Regions from separate parts of the Homo sapiens genome. Here region 2 is linked to region 1. A link is an interaction called in ENCODE POLR2A ChIA-PET data of the cell type or tissue named here. Cell type or tissue: A673. All regions are shown on one strand.

Region 1 (5,000 bases):
AGCACCTTCTATTTCCACTAGTAACATTCATCTCCCTTCTAATTAAGTATTCAATGTCTGTTTTCCATGCTTGATCATAAGCCCTGTGCAGGTAGAGCCTGTACTGGTGTTGTTCACTGTTGTTACCAGAGTGCCTGGCAAAAAGGGAGATATTTCTGATTCTGAGTTCCACAAAGGATTTACTGGAGTAGAGAGGAGGCTGAGCTCCATTTCAGAGTACAAAGCCAGGGGGCTAGCAATTGAACTGCAAGAGGATATTCCCAACTAAGCAGGCACTTGGTAAGTCCAGGAAATCATCCTTCCAAGGAGCTGGGAGAAGATGAGCAGAAGTGGCATAAAAGTTTATCTTCTGTTGTTCAGGATGAGTGTGTGGGGGCGAGACACATATTACCTCGAATGTGCCAAGAAAAAAAATCCCAGGGAACAGTGAACAAAGCTATAAATACAGCCGAGCGTCGGGTGACATCACCTGAGCACAGTGCAGCGATTTATGGCCAACTCACACAGCCCTAAAGTGTATTTATAACGGTGTAACTCACTAGTACTTCTCCCTGCCTGCCCTCCCTCATTTCCCTGTTCAGTGGTGGCCACATTCCTTGTTCTTCTGATGAAACAGGATGGCTGGGCCAGGCACCTGCTCTGGGGATACTTGGCTACTCTGAAAAGCGGAGCCATTCCTCCAAAATATGTATTCAACAACGTGCAATGGTTCTTTGCTTTTTGGAGAATTCTGAACGTTTAAGCTGCGCATTCAAGACACGCAAACCCTCTGGCCTTAACTTACCTTCTAGCTTCATGGACAGCTTTGTTACCTTCCAGCTTTATTCACGTATGTCACATGGATCCTAATCTCCAACGTATTAGTTCTTCTCTGAAGTCTTCAGGTTTTTACTCCCTTACTTCTTTGTTCATGCTTTCCCCTTTACGTGATGTATTTTTCTACCATAATCTCTGGTCAAAACTCCTCCTTCAAGTCCCAACCCAGACACGACATTCTCCCTGAGCTGCCTGATGTGAGGGCATGACTTTTAGTTCTCTCTTTCCAAAGCCACTGACTCTCCACTCCTGGAGGCCACCTGTTTACTATTACAGTCATGTATTTACATAGCTTGTTTCCTCCTTAAACTTTGAAAGCCTTCCCCACACATCTTAGTTCCTCCCTAAGGGTTTGCTCAGGACCTGTCACAGGGAGGAAGCTCAGGGCACATTTTTTCAACCAAATATCTGTCCCTCCTGCCAACCCAGTCCTCCTTGAGCATCTCCAACATGTCTGACACTATGCTGAACATGCTATGGGCATTAGTTTCAATCTTCACAATGACAAGATAGGCATTATCATTCCCACTTCTGTATAGGGGAATTGTGGCAGAGAGAGGTTAAGCAGCTTGCCCAAAGGCACACAGTATGTGAATGTGACCACAGGATGCTCACCCAGTGTGTCAAACTCCATCATGTTTCTTCTATTCCTGGAGACCTTGGGCTGTGTGTTCCACAGCCTAATTTCTATCCAATATCCCAGGGTTTGTATTCTCTTCTCAAAGACACTGCACACAGCCAGCTGAGAGCCTGCCTCTTCACAGAGAGTTCCAATGCGGCTCGCTCAGGCACTGGGGTTATCAAAGTGGAGTTTTTGAAGAAACTTTTCAGAGAATGACTGCTATGAAAAAGGCAGCCCAGGCCCTGTCTGTATTCTGGGGGCCTTCACCTCCCTTGCTTCATTTACATAGGGAAAAGAAAGCTCAGAGTCAGCTCAGAGAGAGATAAACACTCACCTGCCAGCCGCTCGCTGCTCACAACAAGGGCTCTCCTCTTCAGTCTCCACTCCTCTGACCCTGGATTTTCTTAGATGATTTTACCCCTACCTCTGTTTAGAGTCTAAATGGAGAGAGAAGCAAGGTGGACTGAGATTCTCCTTCTCACAAACACATCACCAAGTGCTCAGCTCATGGAAAGTGTGGCCTGGAAATCACCCAAGGTGGATGGGGTAGGTGTAGGGAGAGTTCAGCTAGGCTGGTCCCTGAGTCAGGATCTCTTAAGCTGAGGTTGGGCAGTGTGGACAGAGGGCAGCGGGGGAAGCAAGCCAAAGGAAGTTAGAAAAATTATGTCTCTCCAATTCAGCCTGAACTAAGTCACCAACACGCAGCTTAAAGCACTCAATAAAATCCAAAATACTTACCAAGCAAAGTGATTTTGTTGAGAAATTGCTATTAATACTATTAATAATTATTTTCTATTATTGCTCATAATTGAAAAGTGACTAAAAATAATGCTGTATGCTAGATGGGTTCTCTTTCACTCTATCTCCTCACATAGGCCACTTGTAATCCCATATTTGGCTGTAGGACGCAGCACATCCACTTTACACACAAAATGTGAAGTAAAGAAAGTTTGCCTTTGGTGATACGGTCTCTCTTTCTTGATACTTTATTCTACAACCGTGAGAATTCTCCTACAGTTCTAAACATCTCCTGGTGAATGCATTCATACTAAAATGTGAGGAACTCCCTATCCTGCCTCCCCTCATACCCCCTACCAAAGCGTATTTTATAAGAGAGCTAGCATTGGCACAATGCTGTAACCAAGGGAATACATTTCTGACAGTGTAATTATAGACACCCTTATACTTGATAAGGAGGCATTTTGGAGGTGTACTAGAGAGACCTCTACAGCCCTTGAAATTATGGAGTCTACAACCGGAGGCAGACTTATCATAAAGTTAATGAAGCTCACTCATTCAGGGCCCTCCTAAGGCCCTGGGAGGCACCCTGCTAGTATGTTCACGTGGTTCTGCATAAAAGATGCAAGAGTAAGATATTGTAACTACAGTTCATTAAGTCTGATGTCTCTTTCCATTATAATTTTCTCTCTGCCCCCCCTCCCCTCATATTAGGTGGGGAAGGAACCATGGGTGTTTTGGGGGTCTGCCTAAGTGGAAATTGAGTTGAAAATACATTTAGGTTTTTTTTCTTCCTTCCTTCCTTCCTTCCTTCCTTCCTTCCTTCCTTCCTTCCTTCCTTCCTTCCTTCCTTCCTTCCTCCCTCTCTCTCTCTCTCTTTCTTTCTTTCTTTCTTTCTTTGACAGAGTTTTGCTCTTGTTGCCCAGGCTGGAGTGCAATGGTGCGATCTCGGCTCACTGCAACCTCCACTTGCCAGGTTCAAGCAATTCTCCTGTAGCTGGGATTCTCCAAGCAATTCTCCAAGTAGCTGGGATTACAGGAGTGTGCCACCATACCTGGCTAATTTTTGTATTTTTAGTAGAGACGGGGTTTCACCATGTTGGCCAAGCTGGTCTTGAATTCCTGACCTCAAGTGATCCACCCATCTCGGTCTCCCAAAATGCTGGCTTGAGCCACTTCGCCCAGCCTACATTTAGGTTTGATTAAAGGGGTATGTGATGTGGCCCATGATCACCTGCATGTATAGTTGTTGCTAACTTCTGGTATAGGAATGGCTTCCAGGAATATTCCTACAGCCATTGAGCTGACTGATTCAGGTATCATCATGACATAAAGATTCAGAACCTGAGGGTCATGGTAGCAAGAACATGTCCTCTAGTGCCTGGACCTGGAAGTAGTATTTGAACTGTATGAAGCCAGAAGCCAGTCCATGGAAAATTCTCCTAATCACTAGTCATGTAACATTGCAAGCAGTGGATTGGGTTCTCACTGGTGCTTTATCAAAATGGAAGTTTTTCCCCTCAGGAATATGTTTAATAAGGTGGGATATACAATTATAAACATACCATACAAAAATGTTCCCCATTGATTTTTATATAAAATTGTTAGATAGAAATTATTCTGACATTAAGAAGTGAATTGTAACATAAAACTCAGATTATCCTCAAAGAGATACTGCAGTAAGAGGAAGAGATAGATTTCTAATAAGATCTTGGATTGTTTAATAATTCAATTAATGAAGAAGAGTAATTCATAGGAATACACTGCAAAAAGTTCTAAATTTCTTGGTGGGTTGATAAAAATAACATTCATAAACTTCATAATAGACCACTACATCTAGGACAAACTGACTGACTATTATCCTTTATAACAAGTATTTAAGATTAGTTACTACAAAAGAAAGACTGAACTGTCCTGAAATCTTACAGCTCTATTATGAAAAAAAATTTGCATAGCTTTCTTTTTCAAATCTGACAATCCTAATTTCTTTTTTTCTTAATAGAAACAGAGTCTTGCTATTGTCCAGGATAGAGCGCAGCGGCACAATCACAGTTCACTGCAGCCTTAAACTACTGGGCTCAAGTGATCCTCCCGCCTCAGCCTCCCAAAATTCTGGGATTGCAGGTGTGAGCCACCATTCCTGGCCTACCCTAAAATTATATGTGGTATTACCAAGAGCAATTTTTATTTATTTGTTTATTTATTTTTCTCTAAATGGAGTCTTGCTCTGTCGCCCAGGCTGGAGTGCAGTGGCATGATCTTGGCTCATGGCAACCTCTGCTTCCTGGGTTCAAGTGATACTCCTGCCTCAGACTCCCCAGTAGCTGGGATTACAGGTGTGTGTCATCACACCTGGCTAATTTTTTTTGTATTTTTAGTAGAGATGGGGTTCACCATGTTCGCCAAGTTGGACTTGAACTCCTGACGTCATGATCTGCCCGCCTTGGCCTCCCAAAGTGCTGGGATTACAGGTGTGAGCCACCGCGCCCGGCCTCACAAAATTTTAACGTTGAAACACATTTTTACATACTATCAATAATAATAATAATAAAAATTTTCATCAAACATGCTAGAGGAAAACTAAATTATCTTTCTGCTCTCTCTATAAAAAAATGACAAAATCATTATGAAGAATCCATCAAAGAGCATGCTGCCAGAAAAAGTAAAAAAATACTATGTAAATGTGCTAGGCAGTTAATTAATATAAATTACTATGTTATTTTTCTGGATTCTAAATGATTTTTGATTTGCCAACTCTTTAATTTGCAACTTGTTATGATTCCTCTTCGCATTTTAAAAATAAATTTTCAAGTATGTATCTAAT
Region 2 (5,000 bases), 880 kb after region 1:
AGATAAACCGGTCAAACAGAGAGAAGTGGAGACCGGCCGGGGCCTGACAGGCAGAGGGATGGGTGCGGAGCTGGAAGCTGGTCTCCAGACACCCTCGTCCCTTCCCGAGCCCCTGGGTCCCTGAAGGTGTGTCAGGGGATGACCTTCCCCCGACCTTCAGCTGCCCATCGTGACAGGTCTGAGGGGCAGGGGATGGGAGTGTCTGGGTTTGGATTTCTGCTCCACGGAGTTACACAAAACTTTTAAATCCCACGGCCCCCAGGGACCCAAGAGACAAGAGTTGGAGGCATCTGCAAGGGACAGGGGGACTAAGAGGAGGGGCTGGGCAGAGATCTGAGGCTGTATGAGGGGACTGGGCAGTGACAGCAGTCGAGAGGGAGCCTGGAGGGGCGTTGAGGACTGAGGAAAGAGAAGGAGAAGCAGGACTGCTGCTGGACCCCACTCGGGGAGGCTCTCCCAGCTGTGGAGATAGAAGGAAGAGCTGAGGCTGCAGGAGGGAGACAGGGTTCGTCTGGCTGATTCCCAGCACCCAGCATCAAAAAGGGGTCCTCTCTATTGCCTGGGCAGGGAGAGAAAAGATGCCCTTGGGGTCACTGCCAGCATATCCCTTGGTCAGGGGAGAAGGAAAGAGAAGTTAAGGGGACATGAAGGAAGGGTATCTAGCCCTCTCCTTCCCCCAAATTCTCCAAGGAAAAAGGCGACTGGCTTTGACCCTCCCAGGCCCCCAGCCCCTCTTGCTCTCCTACCTAAGCAGCTTTAACTAATAGCATTAAAGCAGGTCTCAGGACTAACCACTCTCCACTTGGGGCTGAGATCAAGAGGAGAGACCAGAAGCTTCTAATCAGATTGGGGATTTGGTGTAGGGGTGGGGGATGCAGTTTGTTCAGGGCTGACGAGCACAAAATACCCCCTGGAGGTCACCAACGCAATGTCTCCAAGGGGTTTCTCCCTGCACTGTCGCTCCTCTAAGCTGGTTTCTCCACTCTGATCTTTCCATCCCCTGGGCCATATTCTGGACCTCACCTGTGTCCACAGCTTTTGATTTCTGCATCACTCTTTCTCTTTCTGATACTCTCTGATTCACTCTCTTTCTTGCTGACTCACATGGCCCATCTCTTCCCGCTGCCTTTGTATTTACACACAGTCCCATTTTCCCACTGAATCAATCAAGCAGTCACTGAAAACACTTGGTTTGTCCAATCAATCTGATTATGCAGTCAATCCACTTCAGCCCCTTAAAAGGCCCCAACAACAAAGGGACTTTTGATGCAACTTTCCACTTTGTATACATGCGGCATTGGTCTTGAACACTCTGACTTTTTTTTTTTTTTTTTTTAAGATTCTGTAGGTTCTTGTCTTTCTCATCCTTTCTGTATTGCTCTCTGCCCATTTGGCTGGCTGTCCTCTGGCTTTCTGGGGACTCTGTGGATAATTTTTCCAGCAAAGAGCCCACATGGAGGGTTTAGACTAGAAGTGCTTCCTTCAGGGCCCAGGGCCTCCCATCAGCCTCACCTCTCTGCTCTGAAGTTTCATCCTCAACTTTTCTGCCCTGATTGACTGATTACAGCTTGGAGCCTGAAGTCAGACAGACCTGTTCCCATCCAGCTCCACCACTTGGCCAGGATATTATGCAAGTCTCTTAATCTTGAGCCTCAATTTCCTTAGCATACAAAACAGATAATGCCCATCTCGAAGGGTTATTGTGAAGAGTCAATGAAGTAACATAGGAAAACATGTTAAACCCCATACTGGGAGCATGATAGGGGCTCAATTCATATTAACTAAAATCTTCAAAAGGTGACCTGTGCTTTGGACATTTCCTTTGGCTCCAAGCCCTAGCTTAAGGCTTACTCTCTACTGTTATCTTCAGCATCTGTATTGCTTTTATTAAGTAATGACCTAAAACATACATGTGTTGTAATGAACATTTACACTGGCCAAGGGGGTTAATCATATTATTAGTAATCAGAATGATGGTGTGATGACAATACTAATTGCTGGCTGCTACAACCCTTCAAGAAACACAAAGTGCTTAAGAGAAGCCACTTTGATCATTTGAGATTGGGTTATGATCCTTTTTGATTTATGGTTTTCAATACTCATTCTCCTCTAAGATCTTGCCATAGGGGGTCTTGGGGAATCAGTGGCTGTGCAGAACCCATGGTTAGAGCTTCCCCAAGCTTTGTGTGTCTAGCCCACAGCACAAGAGGGGAGGAGTGGGAGCCTGGAAGATAGGGGCGGGGTGGGGACGGAATGGGACTACCTCCCCCAGCCTTGGGAGCATCACCACCAGAGCATGGATTAAAGTGAAGCGCATGGAGTTAAGGTTAAGTGCCAAGAACAGCTCTTGGACATGAAGGCAGAACTGAGACCTGGTGTTTTCTGAGTGTTCCCCAGTCAGCTCCGAGGCTCATGTAGAAAAGGAAGGATGGAGGGAAGGCGTTTGGCAGGACTTGTCAGCAGCAAGGATTTCCACACCCAGAGCTGGCAAGCTCCTCAGAGACTTAAGGATCCACCAGGGACTCTCACAGACACGGGAGAGGCTGGGGAGGAGACTGCTGGCATCAGGAAGCTTGGAGACTTGACCTTGCCTACTCATGCCACTTTGGTTTTGTATTTTGAGGCTTTTTTTCTTTTGGGGGAGTCGGGGAGGGGGTGTTGGGAGCCTACCTAGATGGCCGAACACTATAAATCTTGACTCAAGGTCTTGCTTTCCCCTCTTTTATTTAAGAGCTGTATGGCCTTAGGGAAGTTATGCAACCCCTCTGCTACCTCCTGTGAGGTTTCAGTATATGTCTATTTCAATCGCTTAAAGTAGTGCAGAGCACACTGAGTGTCTGGTCAGTGGTGGGGTTTATTATTCTCTTCTTGCCAGATCCTAAATCTACCCTAAGGTTTCATTCACATCCTTCAGACCAGAAAACACCATCAGACTCAGCAGGTGCCAGGGGGAGCCATAGGAAATTCTATCAGCTTCCTCCAGAGAACAGTCGTACCTTGGAATCTCTCAAAACTCACCTCTGCACCCTGCCCCATTTCCCAGCCCATTTTCCTAAGGTGAAGCAGAAGAGATCCTAATCAGATTGAGGTTTGACTGAGGAGGAATTTCCAAGTAGACAGGGAAGGAAAGGAGGTTGGAAGAGGAGTGGGGGCATCTGCTTCAGGGGAGGAAAGGGGAGAAGACTCCAGAATGTCAGCTGCCAGTTTAGAGACAGAGGGATGAGTAGGATAACCTATTCATGCAGATTCCAGGTGAGCTTGGATCTACTCACTGCCCTATTCACCTTAATTTCCAGAGACACTCTCAGTTCAGGCCACAATGTGTGCCTCCAAGCTCCCACCCCTAACTGCCTGTCTGTCAGTTTACATCCCTGGCACTGAGCATTCCCTGGGAAACGGAGAGCGAGAGACCAGATGATTTGGTGCCAGGAGTGGGAGGTGCCAGGATTCTTACAACCTGAAGTGTCTAGGGTTCCCTGACTTTCTGATATCCACAGCCTCTTTTTGCTGCATCCCATGGGTTCTATGGGTTCTCACTGCTCAAAGTATGGTCTGCAGACCAGCAGCAGCAGCATCACCTAGGAGCTTGTTAGAAGTGCAGAGTCAGCTGGGCGCGGTGGCTCACGCCTGTAATCCCAGCACTTTGGGAGGCCGAGGCAGGTGGATCACGAGGTCAGGAGATCGAGACCATCCTGGCTAACACAGTGAAACCCCATCTCTACTAAAAATACAAAAAATTAGCCGGGTGTGGTGGCGGGTGCCTGTAGTCCCAGCTACTCGGGATGCTGAGGCAGGAGAATGGCGTGAACCCGGGAGGCGGAGCTTGCAGTGAGCTGAGATTGCACCACTGCACTCCCGCCTGGGCAAAAGAGCAAGACTCTGTCTCAAAAAAAAAAAAAAAAAAAAAAAAGAAGTGCAGAGTCTTGGTTGGGCACGGTGGCTCACGCCTGTAATCCCAGTATTTTGGGAGGCCAAGGCGGGTGGATCACTTAAGGTCAGGAGTTTGAGACCAGCCTGGCCAACATAATGAAACCCCATTCCTACTAAAAATACAAAAATTAGCCAGTCGTGGTGATGGGTGCCTGTAGTCCTAGCTACTTGGGAGGCTGAGGTGGGAGAATTGCCTGTACCTGGAGGTTGCAGTGAGCTGAGATCATGCCACTGCACTGCAGCCTGGGTGACAGAGTGAGACTCTGTCTCAAAAAATAAATAAATAAATAAATAAATAATAGAAGTACAGAGTCTTAGGTCCCCCAAATCCCACTGAATCAGAATCCGTATTTTAAAGAGACCTTCAGATCATTCCTATTCGCATTAGAGTCTGAAAATCACCAACATAGATTTTTTTTTTTTTTAAGTCTTAAGGCAACTCAGTATATGAGAAAGTGCTATGGATTAGGAGTCAGGGGGCAGGGCAGCTAACTCACCACCTGTCTTTGGTCAAGTCATTTTCCCTGTCTGAGCCTCCTCTGGAAAGTGAGGAAGCAACTCCAGACAAATCCTCACATGCCCTCCAGACAAATCCTCACACGCCCTCCAGACCTCACAGCCTAATAAGTTCTCACTGAGACTACTGCACACTAACTCCACCAGAGATGGAGAGCCAGGCCCGGGTCACGTAACCCTGTTCACAGGCAGTCCTAAGCGCCCAGGAACCTCCCAATGCCCTGGCCCACCAGGAGCAGTTCCCATGTGCTGCATCCCCAAGGCAGCCTCTCCCAGTCCCTTTGCATATTGTTTCATCTTCCATTAGTTATAGTGGAAACCAGCCTTTTGCACCATCCAGAAGGCTTTCTGTTCCATCCAGAAGGCTTTAGAGCTTAGATATTTTGTTCTCTTTTCCTATATCAGGCAAGTCTATCTCACTAGGGCTCATTCCATAAACTCCCCACCCTTCTCAGCGGAGAACCACAAGATTCCCGGTTCCTGTCCATGGTTCACCAATTCAACAAATATCTATAAAGCACCTTTGAGTACGATGTCCTGTGCTACGATGGGAT

The links. Peaks named below come from ENCODE experiments on the same cell type or tissue, not always from the same donor. Only the 100,000 strongest peaks of a DNase experiment are listed, where the experiment ranks them.
Region 2: POLR2A ChIA-PET joins it to region 1 with 7 read pairs; 2 of 35 experiments call an interaction of 5 or more read pairs at or near these places.

What each region holds. Positions count from the first base shown.
Region 1 is chr1:157,980,110-157,985,109 of GRCh38, reverse strand. It overlaps LOC105371459 (a long non-coding RNA gene), which reads right to left. Exons shown (of 3, transcript XR_922186.2): 2 at 1,773-1,875. Among named protein-coding and RNA genes, the nearest start is that of KIRREL1, 11 kb to the left of the region's middle. In A673, a CTCF peak has its summit at 2,649; DNase peaks (open chromatin) are centred at 1,105, 2,799 and 3,483; H3K27ac peaks cover 4,833 bases.
Region 2 is chr1:157,100,931-157,105,930 of GRCh38, reverse strand. No RefSeq gene overlaps it. Among named protein-coding and RNA genes, the nearest start is that of ETV3L, 3.6 kb to the right of the region's middle. RefSeq lists an enhancer at 1-622. In A673, no CTCF peak of the experiment used is centred here; no DNase peak of the experiment used is centred here.